Linked DNA regions of Mus musculus: region 2 is linked to region 1. The links are chromatin contacts, found by POLR2A ChIA-PET in ENCODE. All regions are on one chromosome and are shown on one strand. Each heading gives the region's core, a stretch centred on a gene start or an enhancer-like site at or near the end of the contact. The rest is flanking DNA. Distances are from core to core; before and after follow the strand shown.

Region 1 (5,076 bases), core at 1,831-4,330:
AAGAGGATCCAGTTCTCAATCTGTTTTTCTCTCTTTTGATTTCCTGGCTGGCAGTAATCCAACAAGTCACACACACAGTTAAAAGCTTAAGACTAAGGCTGGCGAGATGGCTCAGTGGTTAAGAGCGCTGACTGCTCTTCCGAAGGTCCGGAGTTCAGATCCCAGCAACCACATGGTGACTCACAACCATCCGTAACGAAATCTGATGCCCTCTTCTGGAGTGTCTGAAGACAGCTACAGTGTACTTACATATAATAAATAAATAAATCTTAAAAAAAAAAAAAAAAAAAAGCTTAAGACTAGCGGAGCAACAAAATACTATTGCAACCATTCTCTTTTTCTGCTGGAAAAGAACAGATTTTCCATGTTAGGGACATAAACATGCAAATATCAATGTTATCTCCTAGGCAAATTTAAAAAGACTGATTCTCTGGCAGTGGTGGCCCACACCTTTAGTCTCAGCACTTAGGAGGCAGAGGCAAAGAGAGCCTGATCTACAAAGCAAAGTTCCAGGACAGCCAAGGTTATACAGAGAAACTCCGTCTTAACTAAATAAATAAAACTTCTGACTCCTGAAATTGCAAATATCTCAATATTCTGAGGAAGGTACTGAGAATGCTGGCGTTTTTGCTTTCTATATGTGCAACCCCAAGAGTCAACAGGTGGTTGAAACAGCACAGATTTTACAAGTGAGAAGAAACACAAGGAAGTCATGTATCAGCCAGCCACAGGGAGTTCTATGCATAAAAGCTGGTATTCTGCTTTCTCTGTAAAAATCAACTGTCAACAAGTTCATAAAAGCTATGGTGGTCAGCAGGTCTTAGAGATATGTTGCTGTGCTAAGTTCACCTAATCCATACAAACCCCAAGAAACACTTTTTTTTTTTTTTTTGGTATCTAATTTATTTTTTTAATCATTATTGAGACTTGGCTATATTTCTAAAATTTGGTTTCTGTAGTACTTGTCCACAGTATTGAAATCCATTTCCCAGTAAGGTTCATGAATTATAGCATGCCTTTTTAACAGATTTGCCAATTCCCCAAATCCACCTGTCAGAGAAGACAGACAAGATAATAGCCAAAACCCTGAAGAATTAGTAAATGGTAACAGGAATAAAGTAATAAAACTCCATAATTATCAATCTCAGAGAAAGCACAACAAACATTCTACAAAAACAGAAAAACAAACAAACAAAAACCCAGGTCTTTAAGGCCAACAGCCACAAACAGAAACAGAACCCACCAACTAGGGATACTAGGATTAATCAGCAAAGCACATTATGTTCTCAAAAGTGCCCAGGCAACTATCTACCTTCTCAACTACATGCATAGAGGCAAGTGATATTACTGTCAGGAGCAGTGTCTTCCATTTTCAAAGGGAACAATCTGTATTTAAGAACAAAACTTCCATTTGGGATAGATCTCAGAAACTCCCAGGAACCTAAAAGAACCTTAAAGAAGTGAAAAATTAAAATAATAGTAGGCATACAAGAAAACTAATAAACTCCTTTTTTCTGTAATATCCCAGGTTGAAAATTTTTAAATACTCAAAACAGTATTTAATTTCTGGACTAAACAGTGACTGCTTAATGTTCAAACAATGACTGACTGAAGAAATGCATGTGCTTGGGTTGACCTGGGTGGGCACTGGAAGAATTTGGTAAAGTATATAATTTATGGGAGATTATAATAAAAAAGATGAAACAGATCTAAATTTGAATCTCACTAGTTCAGACAGATCTTTGAACTGATCAAATGGTTCTTAGTAATGGAAAAAAAAATAGTAAACACAACATTCTGTTAATTGCCAGAGACTGGGAATACAGATGCAATTCCTCTGTAGCCGCTAGCTGGGAGAAGATCTGGTAGGGGGCATAAGGTTAATCTCACCTTACAGAGAACCCTAGCCATTTCAAAAGTGCCCACGGTATCCATATTGGCAGCAATGACAGGGATGCCACTGTACATCTGCTTTGAGTTCCGGAACGAAAATGATCTTGTGAGCTCTACCTGCAGACATTAAGAGGACATTAAGATTTCATTCATTCAGAAAATATGTATCGTTCTCGAACCTGACAGCTTTCTTGGACCTGGTCCATTAGAAGCTTGAGGTAAAAATAAATAAATAAATAAAAACCAAGGAAGACAACTGGCTCACCTCACTTCGAGACTTAAGAGTGCTGCGTTTGGGCCTCAACAGGACATCCTTGAAGTCAAGTTTCACATCATTATCAATATGAGGCATGATGCAAAGCTGGAGTTAGATTTAAAAAAAAATGAGGCTGTAAGACTGGGAAGTAACAAAGTTCGCCTCTCACGCTTAAACTGTGTAAAGTCAGATCAGGGTGTGGTTCTTCAAGTCTCCCTGGGACCATCCAGTGTCTGGATTATCCTAATGCTTCAATCCCAGGTATGATTTTTAGGGAGAATTGGGAAGAGATTATGGTTCCTGAAGGTGCTTCCTTACCTAGTTACTCTCCCTTTTTTCGCCCCTGCAAAGGGCAACTTAGAGTAAGAAGCTAACTTAGGGATGAGAAAAGAGATTTTAACCAGCTTCCGGCATAGCGGTACTCACTTCCTGTTGCTTTGACTCAGGTGGCAGTTGACCAAAGATTCTTTTGCTTAGCAACTAGCCGCGTGCAGCCTCGATGAGCCTTCAGGGCCACTCGAACGAGTTCCGCTAATTGCAAACTCGACTACCCAAGGAATTCTAGCTTCGGGCGCTGTGCAAGGCCTTCTGGGTAACAGAGTCCACACACTCAAGCTGCCGTTGAGTGCGAGCGGCAGAAGAACTACAACTCCTAGGATGCAAAGGACAGAGCTGCCTCCAGGCATGATGGGACAAGTAGTTTGTTCCGTTCCAGCTCGCCGCTAACACCAGTTCGGTGGCCACGCGCGGGGTCTCAGGGCGCCGTCTGGCTGTTCCTAGCCGACTTGCCTTTCTCTTTACAACCCCACTGACACAGAACACGAGGGCACTCCTGAGCGTTTCGGGAACCCGGTGGAAAGAGGAGAGGGTGGGTCCAGAGAGTGACCCGGAAGCAGAAGTGTTCCTTGCCGTGGAGTGCTGGGAAGCGGCAGCGGCAGCAGCGACCACAGCGGGAGAAGCAGCACTCTAGCCGCCTGCAACCCCAACCTGGGAAGAAGATGCTAATTAAAGTGAAGGTGGGAGCGTTTCCAGACTTTCCAAGACTCGGTGCAGGGTTGGCCGCTGCGCCTTAAGGGAGAGGCGGGAAGGAAAACCATGCCTTTCCTGAACTTGGAGGGCTGACACCCTCGGGGCCCTGCGCGAGGCTTGATGGGAACTAGGGGGACCCCGGGAGGCTTTGAGCTCTGGAGGCCGATCCAGCCTGAAGACTTCGGGTCTTACAAGGAAGCCTGTCCTACTTTCTTGCCAGTCTGTATTCAGACCCAGAAGGAGGCAGCGTTTGTCCTGGTCTCACTGTATTCAAGCCCTTGCAGTCATAGAGAAGGCCTGGCAGCAGCTTGGCTCCTCACTCCAGAATTTTTTGGGAAAGCTTTGTCCCCTGTTCTTCATGCCTAGATTGTATACTTCTCTCAGGCCCTAACACAGGCTCCCTCCAGAGCACAGCACTGATTAGAGTCTGATGAAAGTGAGGGCCTTTCAGTAGCTAGACTACGAGCCAAGGTTAGTGTCTCACCCGTCTTACAGTAGCTAAGCTCGGAGTGGTACTAGGCACCTTCTGTCGGAACTGGACATTAAGAACTAGCCTCATTTCTTTGGCTAATTTAGGCTACTTATCGATGCGTTGGTTCTTGGTACTCTGTCTTCAACTCCCGTAGATGTTCAGTTTTAAACCCATCAGGCCATTCTGCTGTACATTTAGACAGAGACACAAAAATGATAATAATGAGGAGGCCTGGCATTAATCTGACCTTTTCATTGCTGTGTTCAGTCTATCTTCAGTTACTGGACACGTCAACTATTAGCCTTTTTTTCTACATTCCTTCCAAAAAAAACTTTAATTAAAGATTGAAGTCAGAGGGCAAGTTGATGATTACTGTTTTTCAGACATGGGTAATCTATGAATTAGCAATAGGTCTTTGACTCTTTTTGTTTGTTTTGTTTTGTTTTTGGAGACAGGGTTTTTCAGTGCAGCCCTGGATGTCCAGAAACTCACTCTGTAGACCAGGCTGGCCTCGGACTCAGAAATCCGCCTGCCTCTGCATCCCAAGTGCTGGGATTAAAGGCGTGCGCCACCACTGCCCAGCAGGTCTTTGAGTTTTAAACACCATTTTATTCTTTGTTTTTAATATATACAACACTGTGTTTTGGGTAGGCTCAGACTTAATGGATCATAAGAATGATAGTCCCTCCCTGTTCAGTGGATCTATGATGGCGGTGGTGGTGGAGGTGGAGGATTACTTGGGATTTTGAACCAGCCTCTGTAGCCTAGGCTGCTCTCAAGCTTGTGGAGATCCACCTGTGTTAGCCCTCTAATTGCTAAGACAAGCAGCCCACCCCCAGCCCCCCATCCACAGTCTCACAGCCTGCTGCATGTGAACCGCCAGAGGCTAGGATTACAGGCAGACATCGTCTTAATATTGTCTAACTTCTGTTCTGCAGCACCTGCCTATTCTTTTTTTTTAAATCGCATCTTTAGTATATGTGTGTGTATGGGTGCTGTCCGTGCTTATATGTCTTGGCACCTGTGTGCCTGGTGGTGCCCAAGGAGGCCACTAGATTCCCTGGAACTGGAATTACAGGTAGTTGTGAGCCACCATGTGAGTTCTGGGATCCAAATCCAGCTCCTTGGAAAGAGTGCTCTTAACCACTGAGGCATCTCTTTAGCCCCACTTCTATCTAATATTAATCCCTTTGTCCATCTCTTTCTTGCACACACACATACACACACACACACACACACACACTGTGAATGTTCTTTGGACATTATTCATTTTTCAGCTGTTTCTCTGTATTGCTGATTTCTTGCCTATCTATACCACTTTCTTCTTCACAATTAAGTCCTTCCTGGTTTTGTTTTGTTTGGAATGGCGTAGGACATTATGTATGGTAGCTACCAGCCTAAACCATTTCTGAATGAAATGTATTAC
Region 2 (5,405 bases), core at 2,712-5,211, 110 kb after region 1:
ATGCAGCCATATCCTTTGGCCTTGTATATAATTCCCGTGTCTGTTCTGTCATCCTTTATACTTCCCTAGTTTGATTACTCTCGCAGCTCCAGCCCCCTTCAAACTAGCCTTGGTATTCTGAGAAACCTTTTAACTTGCACCCTTCCAAGTATAGGACACAGGTCTAGCTGGCCCCTAGAGTCTCTCCACCAAACCCCGTACTCACTGAGACATCACTCGAGACTGTTCTCCAAGGGAGAAGCTTCCCCGGTGGCAGAGGCCCCGTTCTCTCTAAATGGAAGGGATTGGGGAATATTGCTAGCACAATTGGAGAGCCACTGTAACCACACCCAGCCCCCTCCTCCGAGGGCAGACAGCCCACAGCACTGGGATGCAGGCTGCTAACACACTCAAGGTTTCCTTGGAAGCTTACTTCCTTTTTCCAGGGGCTGGCAGAACTACTGGCCTCAATAGGTCTGCTGCCAGGCTGAGTGGAGGCAGAAGAGCCTACCTGGTGTAACATCTGCGGAAAACTCTGCTGCAGCGCAGTCCTCCGAAGTCCCAGCCGCCCCGTGGCCAATCCCACCTGTGTCTTGATCTCATTGTATTCCAGCTCCCGGGTGTCGGGGGTCGCATCCACTGGGAGTACCAAAAAAAGTTTTGTTCTAGGGCTTCCAGCCCAGACACGAGATAGTAAAACTGAGCCCACTCGATGTGGTTGGCTCCAAGGATTTCCTCATCTCCTGAATTCTCTCCTTTCCATTTAACCTCCTAAGTTTCAGAAGACTGACTCATTCAATGGTAGAAAGGGCTAGTGAACATCTTCCAACATTAAGATTAGATTGTCAGTTATGCATAGCTTTCATCCTAGCACCCGGGAGGCAGAAGGCAGATCTGGTTTACATTGAGATTTCTAGAACTGCCAGATAGAGAGACCCTGTCTTAGAAACAAAACATAAAGCCAAAAACCTTAGATGGCCTCTCCTCTTACCGGGTGGGTTATATCGATCTCCAAGGCGACCATCCCAGGCACTGTCATGCTCTTCCTCTGAGTCCGAGAGGGCCTGGATGAGCTGTAAATTTGCTGCACCTCTTCCTTGCACCAGTCTCACTTGGCCTCTGCGGAGAGATCCCCATTATAAAGGAGGGATTCCTTCTCCCATCTAACCAATGGCTATCTGGCTCTTAGTCAGTTGGTTCTCCTTTTGAAATTGGATTTTAAGTCTCCTACAAGTCATAGTAGGGCCAGGCAGTGGTGGCGCATGCCTTTAATCCCAGCGCTTGGGAGGCAGGGGCAGGTGGATCTCTGTGAGTTCAAGGCCAGCCAGGTCTACAGAGTGAGTTCCAGAGCAGCCAGGGCTACACAGAGAAACTCTGACTCAAAAATAAAATAAACAAACCAACCAACCCCAAACACACAAAAAAGACACAGCAGGAAACCAGCTTTAACTCTTAAGAGTAAGAACACAGAGTTCTAACAGGTTATGAAGACTGACCTACTAAATTGATTTCTCTCAGGGCTAAATATAATTTTCCCCCAGGGCTAAGGACTGAACCCAGGGGCTCAGTGCATGCTGGGTAAGCTTCTACCACAAAGCTATATCCTGAATTCAAGAGCTAAGAATTAGGAGAGCACTTCCACTTTTCCTTCTATACCCCAACAAAGGCACCTTAAGTGAGAGAAGGTATATTCTGGTTCATGGCTCAAGGGCAGAGTCTGTCATAGCGGGGCCATCAAAGTAGCAGGGCCAGGAACAGCTGGTAACACAGCACTCATAGTCAGGAAGAAGGCGGGATGAATGGTTGGGTTTAGCTAGCTTTCTCCTTTTTATACAGTCTAGGACCCACATGGGAATGGCACCACCCACGCTCAGAGTGGGTCTTCCTGCTCCAATGAACCCAATCGCCATAATCCCTTCCAGGCCTGCCCAGAGAGGCTAAATAATCCATCCCGCCCAGGTGTGCCGTGTCCCCCAGGTGATTTCAGACTCTGTCCAGCTGACAACAACAACAACCCTCACAGCCGTCGGTGTAGGAACGCAACACAGAACACAGGGTCTGCAGGGATACTAGGTTCATCTTTTCCCAAGGAACCGTAGGCAAGCAAACAAAACGTTCTTAGTTCCTGGTGGTCACCCCCTTGAGGGCATTCTTTTCTTAAGAGCAGGGCTAGTAAGGCCGATGTAAACTTGTTTTTCAAGTAAATCCACATGGCTTCATCTCACATGGCAAGTGACTTAGCACCCCCTTCCCAACTCTTTTCACATCTCTCCTTTCCTCCATAATCCCTCTCCCTTCTCTCGTTTTATTTTCTTGGAAAACTGATGACATTTGTGTTGTCACAGCTGAAAAGGCTTCCCTTAGGAGCTCCTCAACTATGAGAGTTGTAAGAACCATTTTGGGTAGGGAGCCACGCAGAGTGTATGGACATCCAGCAGGGAAAGGTCGTTCTGTTCAAACACAACCATTGTCCTGGGACAATGCCATTCCCTATCCTCTGCACTTTTCCTGCCTGAAGTTGAGGTCAAGACATTGTGACACTTAGTGTCACAGCAGAGGGTAAGTTACCTGCGGAGGAGATAGGCCAGTACCTGGGCCAGATCCACATCTTCATCCTCTTCTTCCTCTTCCTCACTACGACGCAGGCCAGTCCCTCTTCGGGACAAGCCCTCAGAGGGTTCTAAGGACCCGGATCCGGCGCTGCTGCTGTTCCGTGATCCCATCTTCTGGTTACAGCATCCTTATGTCTTGCGCAGGGGCTGCTCCTGTCTCCAACTTGGGTTTGGTGAAAGCAAAGCCTGCTGTAGAAATACCAGGGTTTCCAGAAACGGGGCAGAAGCTATCTTTAGAGGGGTGACCCCTCCAGGAGACTGAGATTTCCTTCTCTTTAGCTATGACAGCTCCCAGGGTATCGGGAACATAAACCTTTCTCAATCCTGTGAAGCAAAGAAAGCCATATGAAACCTAGGGTGCAACCCTACCGTACTAATCAGAGTCCACGAAGAGGAATTTCCCATTTTCCTAACCAAACTCACCTATCAAAGTCCCCGGCCCGGGATGGCTGAATCCCAGATAACCTCTCCGACTGACCAATCAAAACCCCTTGCGGAAGAACGCATTTCACTAGCTTATCTCACACAACCAACCAGAGGCGTTAGAACTCAGACCCCCCCCACGCCTCCCTCTACTGACCAATCAGAGCAATTTCTTGCACGGGCCGGCAGCATCAACAGCCAATGAGGTTAGAAGTCAGCCTAACACCCCCTCCAGTTTAGCTTCACGCCCACGTGGTGCGCCGGGGGTGTGTACAACAGGGGGAGGGAAAATGGAGAAGCACCTCCCCCCGGCGTCTGGCGGTTACCGCCCCACGCGAGACCACCCACCAGCCAGGAGCTGTCGCAGGACCCGCAGGGGCGAGGCCCTGTTTACAGCGACTATCGCTGCGGCGCCGGCTAACAGCTCCTCAGTCGCGAGCCTCGTCCGTCACGCTTCTGGCGGCCAGGCCTGCTGACGTCACTCGACGCTCCAAGCAGTCCCTCCCCCTCGGCCCTCTGATTGGATAGCTGAGACCTGTGATTGATAGGTGGGCTGGGGAACTTGCTCAACCCAAGAGGGGCGTTTAGTCGTAGCGGACTGGAATTGGCTGCGACCTGCATTAGACGTAGCGGAACTAGACATCAAGTCTGCGAGGTGGTCCCTTAAGGTCGCTTGGCCTCGAGTGGTTTGTTTGTTTGTTTGTTTTTTACTGCGTGCCCAATCGCTCCTATTCCCTCAGCTCCCAGCAACCCCAGTTCAACCGTTTTCCCCTGGCTGTAGCGCTAGCGGCCTGTCGAAAGCAGTCCTCACTGGTGGGACCTGGGCCTCTCCACCCTGCTGTGTACACGCTTACCAGCGGGGGTCTTGTCTGACGACCCCTGGCTTCCTTTCTTGGTCTTTGCATACGCTCCCTAAGTGCCGCGGCCGTCCCCGGAGCCTTTCCGGTTGCCTTAGTGCGCACGCGCCCCTTGGGTCTGGGCTTTGCCGACCGTCCCTAGGCTTCTGTCGCTCGCCACCTCCCGTTGGTTTATGAGTAACTAGGGTGAGTCCAAGGCCAACCCTACCTTGTCTGGGATGGTTTCCTAGGCCAGAGAGGCGGGCGATGTCGGCCTTGGCCCAGAGGTGGGCCATCGCGAGGACACCTCAGCTCCCGGGGCGAGCATGTGACAGGTTCTGTGTCAGGTTTCCTGGTCTCTAGGCCGGAGACCCCAACATTTTCTCCCGATCCACGCAGGTTGTCACTGCCTTAAAATTCTTAACTGTAAACAAGCGCCCAGCATTTTGTTCTTTGGCTGGTCTCCATTAATTATGTGGACAGGTATTTCAAACATACACGGAACTTTCAGGATTCCTAGGTATTTGGGTTATTTGGCCTGGAAAGTCTGTAATAATTTTAGTATTTTTCCTTCCTTATTACTCTTCTAGTTCTTACAAGTTCTGTAGATATTTTTTAACTGATTACTTGAGGTTATTTTCACAGTGGCTGTTTTTCCACATTTCAGACTTCTTCCACTCCTTGATCTGCTCAAGTCTACTCTTAAAAGTATTTCGTTCTTAAGAGCTGACTGTTTTTTCGTTTTTTTATTACTTCAAATACAGACTTCCCAACCTGATTGTCTTTTTACTTCATTCGAAAATTTTGTCTGCCAATCAAATGTGCCTAGAAGTGCCTTATTTCTACTGGTACACCCTTTCAGAATGTCTAATCTGAGAGATGCTTTATCTTTTTAACCAGTCCTAGCCAGCCCTCATAGCCCTAAACTGTGACCTAGTGATACTGCTATCTGTAATCAAACTTGGACCTACATAAAAATGTATGTTCTGCTTAACAATCACTGATAATAGTGGGATACTGGAAATAAAAGAAATCCAAATATACAATAAGAGGTTGGTTAAATAAATTATGGTCAGTTTTGTACAGTTATAAAAATACCTGGTAGCCACTGAAATGAATTTTTTAGTGGGTTAGGAATATGTCTCTATGGGAGAGTGCTTGCTTGGCATTCTGTATATACTGGGTTCAGTGTATACATTGAACACACACACACACACACACATACACACCAAACAACAACAAAAACCCAATGTTGCTGCAGTTCTTCATAAAATAAAAATAACCGAGGGCTGGAGAGATGGCTCAGTGGTTAAGAGCACCGACTGCTCTGCTGAAGGTCCTGAGTTCAAATCCCAGCAACCACATGGAGGCTCACAACCATCTGTAATGAGATCTGACGCCCTCTTCTGGTGCATCTGAAGACAGCTACAGTGTACTTAGATATAATAATAAATAAATCTTTTAAAAAAAATAACCAAGTTTGGGCCAGTGAGATAGTGAGATGCTTCAGCAGGTAAGGGTGTTTGCTAGGTAATGGTGCTTACTAGGAAGTCTG

The links. ChIA-PET counts read pairs that join two places held with the same protein, here RNA polymerase II (POLR2A).
Region 2: POLR2A ChIA-PET joins it to region 1 with 30 read pairs in embryonic stem cell. The contact joins the promoter of Dcaf11 here to the promoter of Nedd8 in region 1. POLR2A ChIA-PET finds 5 or more read pairs at or near these places in 3 of 5 experiments (Patski and embryonic stem cell).

The regions. Positions count from the first base shown.
Region 1 is chr14:55,669,884-55,674,959 of GRCm38, reverse strand. It overlaps Nedd8 (neural precursor cell expressed, developmentally down-regulated gene 8), which reads left to right and starts at 3,080. Exons shown (of 4, transcript NM_008683.4): 1 at 3,080-3,165. The coding sequence starts at 3,148. Gmpr2 (guanosine monophosphate reductase 2) reads right to left here and starts at 2,725. Exons shown (of 10, transcript NM_177992.2): 1 at 2,576-2,725; 2 at 2,159-2,254; 3 at 1,891-2,010. The coding sequence starts at 2,245.
Region 2 is chr14:55,558,585-55,563,989 of GRCm38, reverse strand. It overlaps Dcaf11 (DDB1 and CUL4 associated factor 11), which reads right to left and starts at 3,961. Exons shown (of 15, transcript NM_133734.3): 1 at 3,869-3,961; 2 at 2,548-2,780; 3 at 971-1,098; 4 at 491-618; 5 at 206-270. The coding sequence starts at 2,702.